Linked DNA regions of Homo sapiens: region 1 is linked to region 2. Evidence: chromatin contacts called from ENCODE Hi-C or POLR2A ChIA-PET data. All regions are on one chromosome and are shown on one strand. Each heading gives the region's core, a stretch centred on a gene start or an enhancer-like site at or near the end of the contact. The rest is flanking DNA. Distances are from core to core; before and after follow the strand shown. Region 1 overlaps TTLL11 (tubulin tyrosine ligase like 11). Region 2 holds the start of GGTA1 (glycoprotein alpha-galactosyltransferase 1 (inactive)).

Evidence for each region. A loop is a pair of places that touch in the nucleus more often than their neighbours do. ChIA-PET counts read pairs that join two places held with the same protein, here RNA polymerase II (POLR2A).
Region 1: a loop to region 2 is called in a map of left ventricle myocardium superior, with 4 times the contacts of the local background. The contact joins the enhancer-like site here to the promoter of GGTA1 in region 2. A Hi-C loop is called at or near these places in 1 of 168 maps with a recorded cell type or tissue (left ventricle myocardium superior). POLR2A ChIA-PET finds 5 or more read pairs at or near these places in 1 of 52 experiments (IMR-90).

Annotation. Positions count from the first base shown.
Region 1 is chr9:121,836,174-121,842,322 of GRCh38, reverse strand. The region is part of intron 8 of TTLL11 (tubulin tyrosine ligase like 11); the gene reads left to right. Among named protein-coding and RNA genes, the nearest start is that of DAB2IP, 190 kb to the right of the region's middle. Within about 2 kb of position 4,827, at least 2 of the 41 ENCODE cell types and tissues checked have a DNase peak (open chromatin) inside an H3K27ac peak, as active enhancers do.
Region 2 is chr9:121,497,067-121,503,050 of GRCh38, reverse strand. GGTA1 (glycoprotein alpha-galactosyltransferase 1 (inactive)) reads left to right here and starts at 3,207. Exons shown (of 6, transcript NM_001382585.1): 1 at 3,207-3,401. RefSeq lists silencers at 3,158-3,257, 4,607-4,901.

The DNA.
Region 1 (6,149 bases), core at 3,578-6,077, 340 kb before region 2:
TTACATCACTGCACTCCAGTCCTCCAGCCTGGGTGACAGAGAGAGACCACGTGTCTTTTTTTTTTAAAAAAAAGGAGAGGGAGCCCTAAAGATCATCTCTTTCAACCCCCTTGTTTTACATGTGAGGGACTCTGAGACCCTAGCAAAGTATTGGAAGAAGCACCGACTGTCCATTGACTTTCTACATCCCCAGCCTGCTCTTTTTCCAGATGTTTTAAGCAGTAAGTTAGACACATTCCTTTTTGAGATAGTCCACAAATATGTGATGAAATATACCCTGTCCTTTGCCCCCTGAGAGGTGGAAGAAGGCAGGCACATGCTCTCGGGGAGCTCTGCATCTCGCTGGAAGAATTGGGACACTTCCAGTGGTCAGGCATCCATGTCTTCCCTGAAGTCTAGAGAGACGAGTGGTTCTCAACTGGGGACAATTTTAACTCCCAGGGGGACATCTGGCCACGATTTGAGACATTTTTAGTTGTCATACTGGGGGAAGGGAGTTGCTATACTGGCATCTAGTGGGTCAAGCCGACGGCTGCTGCTAGACAACCTGAAATGCACAAGACAGACCCCCACAACAAACAATGGTCTGGCCCAACGATAATAATCATTGGGCTTTTCCCCTTCAGCTTCCTGGGCTGCTGTAACAGTTCTTCGTGCCCCACCACAGCCACACCATGCAGCTGCCACGTGACTCAGGGCAAAGATGTGTCCTCAGCCCGGGAGGCCCCAAGCAGCCTCTAGAGAAAGGGAGCTCACCTCGTCTGTTCCACGAGACCTTACATGACTGAGTGCGTTCTTCTTGGTAGCAGGTGGGAGTCTCTGCCCACACTTCCCCACTGATCACATCTGCGAAGGGAGGAGGAAGCCTTACATAAGCGCAGCCTCAGAGAACCTTCTGTCATTTTGGCAACACAGGGCCTGGAGAAGCCCCTCCCTTCCAAAATCTCATGGGGAGCACGGTTCTGTTCTGAATGGGCGCTGGAGGGTTTGCCTGCTACCTGCAGGATACAGGTACATCTGAGCTCTTTAGCCTTTGAGATTAGACTTGCCAGCCTCATCTCCATCCTCCACAACCACAGCCCCCATTCCCGCCACACTCTTCGCCCACACGTCCTGTGCTGCTTGGGGCCAGCCAACGTGCTTCCATCGTGGGGCCTCTGCTCATGGTGTCTCCTTCCTGTAACATCCCTCCCTGCCTTGATTGCCTGCACAAGGCCCATGGGTGAGACGGTTGTCTGTGAAGCTTCCAGACCCTTCTCCCTGCCCTCCCTGCCAAACAGCCATGCTCTCTCCTTGCTCTGTTGATTCCAGGCACACCTCCCCAGCCGTCATAGCTCGCTGGATCAGAAGTATTTGTAGGTGTCTTATCCCCTTTCCACCTGCTCCCAGTGGAGGCCAAGTGCCTCGTGCCAGTGCCTGATTCATGTTTGGGGCCCAGGGCCTAGCACAGGGAAAGCTTATTGAATAATCAAGCAAGTGAGTGAACAAATAGGTAGATGGGGTCTCACTAGGCTCCTTACTCTCAGAGTGACAACTTCCAGGACCTCATGGTTCCCTATTGGTCACCTGGTGTCTGGACACAGGCCACGTGGCCTCAACTCTGCCTCCTCATTGAAACTGTATGATCAGCTGGGCATGGTGGCTCATGCCTGTAATCCCAGCACTTTGGGAGGCTGAGGCAGGCAGATCACTTAAGGTCAGGAGTTCAAGACCAACCTGGGCAACATGGTGAAACCCCATCTCTACTAAAAATACAAAAAGTAGCCAAGCATGGTGGCAATTGCATATAATCCCAGCTACCTGGAAGGCTGAGGCAGGAGAATCGCTTGAACCTGGTAGGTAGAGGTTGCAGTGAGCCAACATCAAGCCACTATACTCCCTCCAGCCTGAGTGACAAAGCGAGACCCTGTCTCAGAAAAGAAAAAAGAAGCTGTATGATCTTGAACAAGTCACTTGCCCCCTCCAGCCTGTGCATCCATCGGTAGCCAGCTGTCACATCGCAGCGCACTGTGTTCCATGCATCCGAGGATACGTGGTGGTCCCAAGTTGGGGAGGTAATAGATCTTAACCGAGTTCAGGACTGTCCCTAATTCTTCTCTTGCGGTTGCCCTAACTGGCCCCCAGATAGCACTGCTCCTAGGCATGAATACAGTGAAAGAAACATTTTCGTGCACTAATAAAATTACCTTCTGTAAAGAAGGCAATTTGCATGTTAATGTTTTGGGTGATTCGATGCAGCTCCAGTGCCCTCCAGGCTGCAGTTTCTCTCTGACAAAGTGACAAAAATAAACTCCCGCATAAAAGAGCATTTCTCTTCTCTCTCATTTGTGCTCTAACGTGACATTCTTAATGTGAGTCAAGTTGAAACCCACTGCTCTGTCTTATTTTTGACACTGATCTGCCTCCTGTCACCGCTCCAAATGGCAGGCCAGCTTTGAAGAGCTCCTCAGAGGGGTCTCACCTTGAGGATAGGGCTCAGTCCACTTGGTGAGTGGGCACTGCTCTGCCCTGCCCAAGGCTGAGAAGGCTGAGGCTGAGGTCTTCTGGAGATTCTAGAAGGCCCCGCCAGTTAACTGCTGGACAGTCGGGGGGATGGGGAAGAGGGTTGCTGTTGGTGGCTGAGTTAGGGCCAATTTGCCCGTCTTCCAATTTGCCCATCTTTGGATAGAATGGGAATTCTGAGCCGCAGCCCTCCATGAGAATACTCTTTATTCTGCCAGGCTTGGCCCCTCTCATGACTTAAAGACAATCAAGAAAGAAGGCCATGTTTCCAGTGTGTCTTCCATGTGCCAGACACAGGCCCAGCCCCTTATGTCTGTTTTCTATCACTGAGCCCCCCAGAGCCGGGCAGGGTAGAAAGAAACTGAGGCTCCCAGCTGGGCAGTGAGTAAGCGAAGATCACCCCGCAATGTGTAAGAGGCCAACCCTGGATTTGAACTTAGGCATGTCTGATATCAAGCCTGGATTTTTTCTACCCTAAGTGGATCACCTAATGTTCAATGAGCCGCCCCTACACGCCAGGCACTGGGGGTGATGGGGACGTGCAGGGATGAACAGAACACCCAAGCCCTAGCACTGCTGACATCCGGTGGCCGAGGCAGACATTAAACATGGAAACGCAGAAATTGCATGTAATTAGACGTTGTGATGCGTTCTGTGAAATAAGTTTTAATGAGGAGGACAGAGAGGACCTCATTTATATTAAGAGGTGGATCAAAGAGATGTGTCAGTGAAGGTAATGCTGAGATGGAAGCTTCGCCAGGTGGGACTCAGGGTGTTCTGAGCAGAGGCCAGGGACCGGCCCCAAGGTGGGAATGCGGGGAGCAGGTTCTGCGAAATGAAGGCCCGCAGGGTGACGGGAGCAGGGGCGTGGGTTACAGCGGCAGCTGGAGAGGCGGGGCTCGATCCCTCAGAGCAGGGCAAGAAAGGTGGGCAGGGCAAGAAATGTTGTTGTTGAAGAGTTTAAAGTGGGGGAGTGCGTGGTTTGATCTATCTTTGCTTGCTTGCTTGCTTGCTTGCTTGCTTGCTTGCTTGCTTGCTTTCTTGCTTGCTTGCTTGCTTTCTCTCTTTCTTTCTCTCTTTCTTTCTTTCTTTTCTTTCTTTCTTGACAGAATCTTACTCTGTCACCCAGTCTGGAGTGCAGTGGCACAATCTCAGCTCACTGCAACCTCCGCCTCCTGGGTTCAAGCGATTCTTGTGCTTCAGCCTCCTGAGTAGCTGGGACTACAGGCACATGCCACAACGCCCTGCTAATTTTTGTATTTTTGGTAGAGACAGGGTTTCACCATGTTGGCCAGGCTGGTCTTGAGCTTCTGACCTCAGGTGATCCGCCCACCTCGGCCTCCCAAAGTGCTGGGATTACAGGCATGAGCCACTATGCCCAGCCCTGATTTGTGTTTCTAAAAGGTCATTCTGGATGCTGTATTGAAAGGGGCAATAGTGGAAACAGGGAGACCAGCGAGGAGGCTGTGGGGGCTTCAAGGGACGACAGCTGCTCAGGTGGGGGAGGGCAGGAGAGCAGAGGTTTATGGTCCTAGGGATGTGGAGGTGTTGAGAGGAGGTAAGAGAAGTCTCAAAAATGACCTCAGGCTTCTGGCTTGAACAACTAGGTGGGTGGAGAGACCATTTATTAAAATGGGCGAGACTCAAGGAAAAACAGAATTGGGAAGGGAAGACCAAGAGATTCATTTTTAACAGGCTAATGCGATATCCCAGTGGCAAAAAAGCAGGCTGGCCTGGAGACAATGATTTGGAGGGCATGGATTCATTGAAGGTATTTCAACCTGGGGAATGAATGACAGGAAGAGAGAGCGAGAGAGAGAGCCCTGTGGGGCCCACAGCAAGGAAAAGCAGACAGAAGCCAGCAAGAGAGAGAGAGCAAGAAGCAGGAGAGCGAGATGAAACAGACGTGGGAAGACCGTGTCTCCAGGAGGGAGGCTTCCACGTGGTCACATGCTGTGGGGAGAGAGCCAAGAGGAGCTCAGAGCTGACATGGGAGTGGAAGGTACCCAGGCGTTTGGCGTGAGCCCTTTGGGAGGAGAGACAGGGAGTGGACATCCTCTCTTGAGCTGGAAGGGAGGCTGTGGAGGCAGTGCCACCCCAGGAGGGAAGGGCAGTCTGGCTGAGAAGGGAACAGAGAGAGAGAGGATAGTGACAGGAAGGCAGGCTTTTCAACCACACAAGATCCCAGGGCTGGTTGATGGCAGATGGTGGCATTCAGGAGCAGGGGAGAAACTGACAAGCTGGGAGCATTAATCAGGACCGACTGTAGACAAACTCCCTTTCCTCCCCTCATCCCTCACCCCCACCCGCTCCAGGCCCACCTGCCAGACCGCCCACAGCACCAGCTCTGTTCCCTAACACCCTGAAAAAGCCCTTTCAAAGCACCAAGATTTTGTACTACTAGTTCCTCTCCTCAGAAAGATCTTCCTCCTCAGTGCTGATCCTTGAAGATCCCAACCCCAAGTTAATTTGGCAAGAGCTATCAAAACATACTAGTAAAAATAATACTTGACCCATAAGTTCCACTGGAAAGAGATGATTGCTCATTCAAGTATGTACTGATATATACACAAAGATGTTCATTGCACCATTATTCACAATATCAAAAAAAGAAGAAAACAGGAGAAAAGCATCCTAAGTGTCCATTAGTAGGGGAAGGATTTTAGAAACTCATGGTACATCTATACTATGGAATTCTATACAGTCTATAAACAACAGGGTAGATCTATATATGCTGACACGGAGAAGCGTCAAGGCATGGTTAAAATTGTGTAAGTGCAGTACGGTAGCTATAAGGTGATCCTATTTGTGTGCAAAATTATATGGATACAGATATTGATGCACACAGCAGTGCACATATTTCATTTTTATGCGTATATGCCAGAAATTGCAAACAGCATTCACTTCCAGCTCACAGGAATTGGAGGTCGCAAGGCAGAGGAGGGAAACAGGACCTTCACTTTCCACTACCTGTGCATTGCCTCTGTCTGAATTTTCTCACCATGTGCACCACAGGCACCCTGTAACCTATCCTGCCTCTTCCAGGCAATGACTTGCTTCTTCCTTTGTGTTCTAACACCCCCATCTCACGTTGGGTCATCCTACCCTCTCCCTGCTTCTCCCTGCCCTGCATCAGAGGAGGCTTGCCCATCTGTGAATCTGCACATTGAGGAGTCAGCCAGGGCTGGCAGAACTGAGTGGTCATGGTTACTGCCTTCTGAATCCTCAGATCCTCGTAGAGAAAGGCTGTGGTGATGGAAGAAGAGGTTGATTTACTCTGTGTTAAACTGGGGTGTCGGGGGAGGTTTTGCACATTTCAGCTCCCAGGCAGAGAGCAGAGAGCACATGGCAGTGAGAAGGGACCTCCTGGGGCAGTGGTGAGCTCCCCATCACTGGAAGCAACCAAGTTGGGGGGCTGGATGGCTGTTGTTAGCAATGTCAGGAAGGGCAACCCATGCCCTTCAGAATCTCACAGGGCAACTACAGAAAGCCACAGCGACAGGACCAGAAATCATGCTTTATCTGCCCTGGTTTTTTATCCCCACTACCAGCCCCAGCCTGGAGGACTCTGAGTGAATGGCTAGGTCTGCCCACACCCAACTAACACACAGAGCCCAAGACAAATGCAAAGCTTTGCCATATCACTA
Region 2 (5,984 bases), core at 1,958-4,457:
CAGGAGGCTGGGGCAGGAGAATCACTTGAACCCGGGAAGTGGAGGTTACAGTGAGCTGAGATCGAGCCAGTGCTCTCCAGCCTGGGCAACAAGAGCGAAACTCCATATCAAAAAAAAAGGAAGTGTTACCGGTGGAGGGTGTGTAGGTTCTTGGCATTCTGAGCAAAGAATTGGACAAAAATGCAGAAACAAAGCAAGGAAAAAATGAAGCAACAAAAGCAGAGATGTAATGAAAATGAAAGGCGGAGGTTGCAGTGAGCCAAGATCATGCCACTGCACTCCAGCCTGGGCCATAGAGCGAGACTCTGTCCCAAAGGAAAAAAAAAAAAAAAGACAACCTCAGAACTGAAATGTGATCCTGGGAAGGCTACCAAACATGTAAAAGGTTTACAAAAATTTGCATTGTCATGAATTATTATAATCTTTTATAAGTCATTCAACCAGTTTGCAGAGAGAGAGAGAGGGGCCAGAAGTCCAACTGGTAGGAAATTCTTACCCTAGGCCAGCGCGGTGGCTCACACTTGTAATCCCAGCACTTTGGGAGGCCGAGGTGGGTGGATCACGAGGTCAGGAGTTCAAGACCAGCCTGGCCAAGATGGTGAAACCCACCTCTACTAAAAACTACAAAAAGTAGCCGGGTGTGGTGGCAGGTACCTGTAATCTCAGCTACTCCGGAGGCTGAGGCAGGAGAATCACTTGAACCTAGGCGGCAGAGGTTGCAGTGAGCCGAGATCACACCATTGCACTCCAGCCTGGGTGACAGGGCGAGACTCCATCTCAAAAAAAAAAAAAAAAGAAAGAAATTCTTACCCTATTGTTGGCATGTTAGGTTTCTGGGTTCTTTCTCCTTGAGCGGCCCAAATGATGCTGCTCGACTGTATGCAAACAAACACATTGCCATGAATTAAGAATATTCCAGTGGCTCATGCCTGTAATCCCAGCACTTTGGGAGGCTGAGGCAGGCAGATCACGAGGTCAGGAGATTGAGACCATCCTGGCTAACACGGTGAAACCCTGTCTCTACTAAAAATAAAAGAATTAACTGGGCATGGTGGCATGTGCCTGTAGTCCCAGCTACTCAGGAGGCTGAGGCAGGAGAATCCCTTGAACCCAGTAGGTGGAGGTCAGGCTGGTCTTGAACTCCTGACTTCAAGTGATCCGCCCACCTCGGCTTCCCAAAGTGCTGGGATTACAGGCGTGAGCCACTGTGCCCGGCCTAACCATGTTTTTAATAGCCAGTGAGCATCAGGTGCTCACCTAAACATAAGGAAGGATATCAAAGTTAAATACATAGCTATTTTTGCCAACAACTCAGAAGATTTAGCTAATAGTATTAAATTAACTCTCATTTGTCAAAAAAAAAAAAAAAGCACGCAAACCAAGATCATTTTGTTTTGGCTGGGTTTATAGTTTTATAACCTTCTATGCCAAACTCTGACACCTCAAAGTATTTAGCAGAGACAAATATAAAGTCCAGACAAAAATGTATGCTGACAATTCTGAAAGCATTTCTATTTTACCAATAATTTTAAAACCAGCCTGTTTATTAAAGTTATACTTAAGTCATATGAACTTGAAAATTGCTTAGACTTATTTAGTTAATTTATGAGCACTCTTTTATTTATATGCCAATTTGGTAGGCACAAGATATAACAGTAAGTGTACCTACAAATAAACACATCTAGACATGTATATACCGACACAAACAAAGATCCAATAGCTTGGAACTGTAGCCATGAGATAGCAATACAAGCTCGCTGGTTTTACTTTGTTTGCCCCAATAGATAATCCAATGAAGGCTGTGAACTAAAATTTTGGGTAAAGTAGTTTTCATGGCAGTTTGATTTTTTTGTTTGTTTGTTTGTCTATTCATTTAAGACTGAGTTTCGCTCTGTCACCCAGGCTGCAGTGCAGTGGCGCAATCTCGGCTCACTTCAACCTCCACCTCCTGGGTTCAAGTGATTCTCCTGCCTCAGGCTCCCAAGTAGCTGGGATTATAGGCGTGTGCCACCATGCCCAGCTAATTTTTTGTATTTTTAGTAGAGACAGGGTTTTACCATGTTGGCCAGGCTACTCTCGAACTCCCGACCTCAGGTAATCCACCCATCTTGGCCTCCCAAACTGCTGGGATTACAAGCTAGAACCACCTCGCCTGGCCTGGCAGTTTGATTTTTATTTGTATTTATTTTTTATTTTTTCTTTTCTTTCTCAGTCTCCAGCCTCCCGAGTAGCTGGGATTACAGGTGCACGCCACCAGGCCTGGGGAATTTTTCTATATTCTGTAGAGACGGGGTTTCGCCACGTTGCCCAAGCTGGTCTGGAAATCCTGAGCTCAAGCAATCCGCCCACCTCGGCCTCCCAAAGTGCTGGGATTACAGGCGTGAGCCACCGCGCCCGGCCGAATTATTTAAGAAGCGAATTTCTTAGTCTATGAAAATGACGTTCAACGGCAAATGGCAAAATGAAGTTCTGACTTTTCCACCTGTAAAGTAGATTGATATGAGCGGGAGTGAGAAGACCTTGTCGCTATCAGTATAAGACAAGAGAACTGAGGGCAGCCAGTTGTGGCCACAGCAACTCTCTGAGTGAATTGCTGCCACACTGGGCACAGAAGCGCACACTCTGAAATCGAATGTTTGGATTCCTTTCTACATAATTCTACTAAAGAGTTATTCCACAGCCTAGGGGCTGCCTTAGAGCCCCGTTTGAGACACTCTGGGCTCACAGATCATGAAGTCAGTGCGCAAACGCGGGCAGACCCTGAACCAGGTGCCCAACGCCCAGCCCTCACTTCCAGAGCTCAGGACTCTCGCAAGAGCGACTCCAGCCCCGGCCTGCCGCTGTCTACATTCGCGCTCTTCCTTCCTCGGGAAACAAACGGTGGATCAGATCTCCAAGGCTCTGAGTTTCCCAGAGTTTGGCCGTGCGCCAGCGCAGCGCAGCCCCTCCCAGCAGCACAGCACAGACCCCACCCCATCCTCCAACGCCCGGGGTTCCTGCTCTATCACCTACACCACCACCACCACGTGCAGGCCCGAGAAGGCAAAAGAGGCCCAGCCACTCTCACCGGGGATTTTATCCGCCTCCCCGGCACACACACACTCTCACTCACGCACTCGCTCGCCGGCCTTCCAGCTGTCTGTGTCCGGGGCGGGGACCGGCTTGGCGCAGCCCGCTGTCAGCGCTCGCCGGCTCCTCGCGCCCCTACCCGCTGCGCTCTGCCCAGAGCAGAAGCCCGGCCGGCCGGCCCACGGGCGGGAGGACGCGCCTCCGCTCGGGCGGAGGCGGCGCGGTGGCTGATCAGAGCGCGTAGGGCTTCGCCGGGGCCGGGAGCTGGGCGCGGTCCTGCTCAGCCCAGCTCACCGCGCGCCGGCCCTCGGCGCCCTGGTTCTGCGGATCAGGTGGGTCCCGCGGGGAGCCGCCCAGGTCCCCGGAGGCCACGAGCAGGACACGGACGGGGGGCTCCGCGCTTGGGAGAGGGTGGTGAGGGAGTGGAGGCGGGCCGCTGCTCCGGCGCTGCCCGGTGTCTGCCCTGCCTGTGTCCCTGCTTTTGTTCTTGTCGCTACCTCGGTGCCAAATCGGACCCAGTTTCTGTCCCTCTGTCCCCATCCTGTGGCCGTCCCTCCCTCTGTCCAGCCTTCCAAGACTGGAGCCTGAAGAGCTGCAAGCTGAGGTTCCCCCACGGGTCCGCGGGGTTGGGGTGGGGGAAGAGAGGGGAGACGCAGGGGACACAGGATGCGACCAAGTAAGTCGCAGTGAGTGAGGGGTCTGTCCTTGCCTGTGGGGCAGGACAGAGGAATGGCTCTTGCCCAGGACAAGATAGGAAGGGCGCGCCTCTGGGAAGGGGAATCTGGGAGTGGGGGGATAAAGTGAGGGTCGCAGGAACCCCAAGGAGGAAGGGAATAGAGAGGGAGATGTCAGAGAGCTTCGGAGAGCCGAGGACTCAGTCAGACGCCCAGCATGGGGAAAGTTTCCGACACTAACTTTGGCATCCGGGGTGCCTGCAGCACTGGGGCGATGGGAGGCGGGAGTTTCCTCCAACTCTTCAAACCTTGCTCCTACTCGAAAAGGACACCACCCCGCGTTTGGAAATGGCAGGAAAACGGCTAAACACAATGATTGCACAAACTCTTGAAGAAAGTAAAAAAAAAAAAAACAGTAAAAAGAAGAAGAAAAAAATGTCAGCGCGCAAAGAGCCAGAGAAGCAGAGGGATTTGAGATTCCTCGATCTTCCCGCTGTGGCGGCCGGGAGGGACTGGGAGGCGCGGAGGGTGTGAGAGCCGCTCCTCCGGCAGGAAGGAACCGAGACCCGAGGCAGGTGTTTTGAGGCTTTGCTCTTCCTTTGCACTCCTTCGGGCTCCTGAGCAGGCCGGGCTGCCTCCTTCCTTTACCTGGAAACAGGCGTGTCTGAGGAAGCAGGAGATGTAGGGTGCAGCCCTGGCCTGCCGCTTGCTGCCAGTAAGGAACCACCTTCCCAGACAGAGCCTCAGTTTCCCCGATTGTGAAATAAGGATACTACTGGAGACCTTCCTTCCAGTCTCTGAGTAAGGAAATGCAAGTGCATGGCGAAGGAGGGCTCTGGGAGTGGGGGGTGTGGAGGACAGGGTTATTCTGCTGCATTTCTGTGCTTCTTTGACTACATCAGGCACTTTCTACCTCTTTCGGAGTTACATCTGGGTGAATTTTGCCTCCTCTACCAGATGGGGGCAGCATGTGGATCTAAGTTATCTCATTTACATGTAACAGGTGCTCAATGACTGAATAAGGCAGAGCTGAACGAGTCCCTAGGGATTGCCCAGTCCAGAAGTTTCAACTCTGTCCTGTAAGGCCCGGCATCCTGCCTCAAGGGCCACCATGGTAGGGGAGGGGAACCTAGAGGACAGGGCTCTGGCCCCTTCCCTATCTTATTTCAGACAGAACCAGTTCTGTTCTTCCTTTATCTCCTCTATGTATTGGGAAACTCCTGAGAACGTTTTTGATGTCAGATTGCTCAGATCCAACCTGATCCAGTTTTTGGTGGAGTAGCTGAGGTCCAGAAGTGTGCAACGTGATTTGGGCAAACTTCTCTAGTGGCCACACCTTACCAGGAGACCTGTCCCCTAAATCATAGGCTAGGAGCTGCCTTTGTCTGGCCATGGTGGCTCTGAGCAGCCATTTCCCCAGCTCTTACCACCAGCTCTCCTACACTCCAACTCCAGGGCCACAGGGCTGCCTTCTGGCCCTTCTGGGAGAAGAAGCCTGTGAATCTCATCCTCTGAGCACTTCCAGACCTTTAGTGGGACCATTTATGTGAGTTGGTCTCACAGGTTGAGGTAAAAAATAATGAGGTTCCCTGGCCCAACTGAGTAGACTAGGTACCTGCCTGTGTCCCTGCTTTTGTTCTTGTTGCTACTTCTATGTCAGAACGGACTCAGTCTCTGTCCCCATTCTGCGCCCGTCCCTGCCTTCGTCCAGCCTTCTAAGACTGGAGCCTGAGGGGCTGTGGGCTGAGCAGCCCCTCAGGCTAACCCATTTTCTAGTTGAGGAAAGGAAGGCTGAGAGAGACCAAGAAACATATGGGCACTCAGCAACTAAATGGCAGCTAGGATTTGAATGCAGTTCTGGCTCTAAGGTTGGTGCTTTTTCCATTACATCACCTCTCATGATGGCTAAAAAATGGCTAATGGACAAATGTCATGGAGACGGGGCAGAGGTGAGGGGAGAACAACCGAAGGAGGGGGCAGCTTTCAGTAGGGGACTGGACATTAATAGAGGTATAAACTCATAAATATAATTTTATCTGAAATGAATGTACTCTTTGCCCTGTACTTTCCTTTTATTTTAGGTTGGATATGTAAAACTTATTTTCTTTCTTTTTTTTGAGACAGTCTCCCTCTGTTGCCCAGGCTGGAGTGCAGTGATGCTATCTTGACTCACTGCAACCTCCACCTCCCAGATTAAAGCAATCCTCCCACCTCAGCCTCCCAAGTAGCTAGGATTACAGG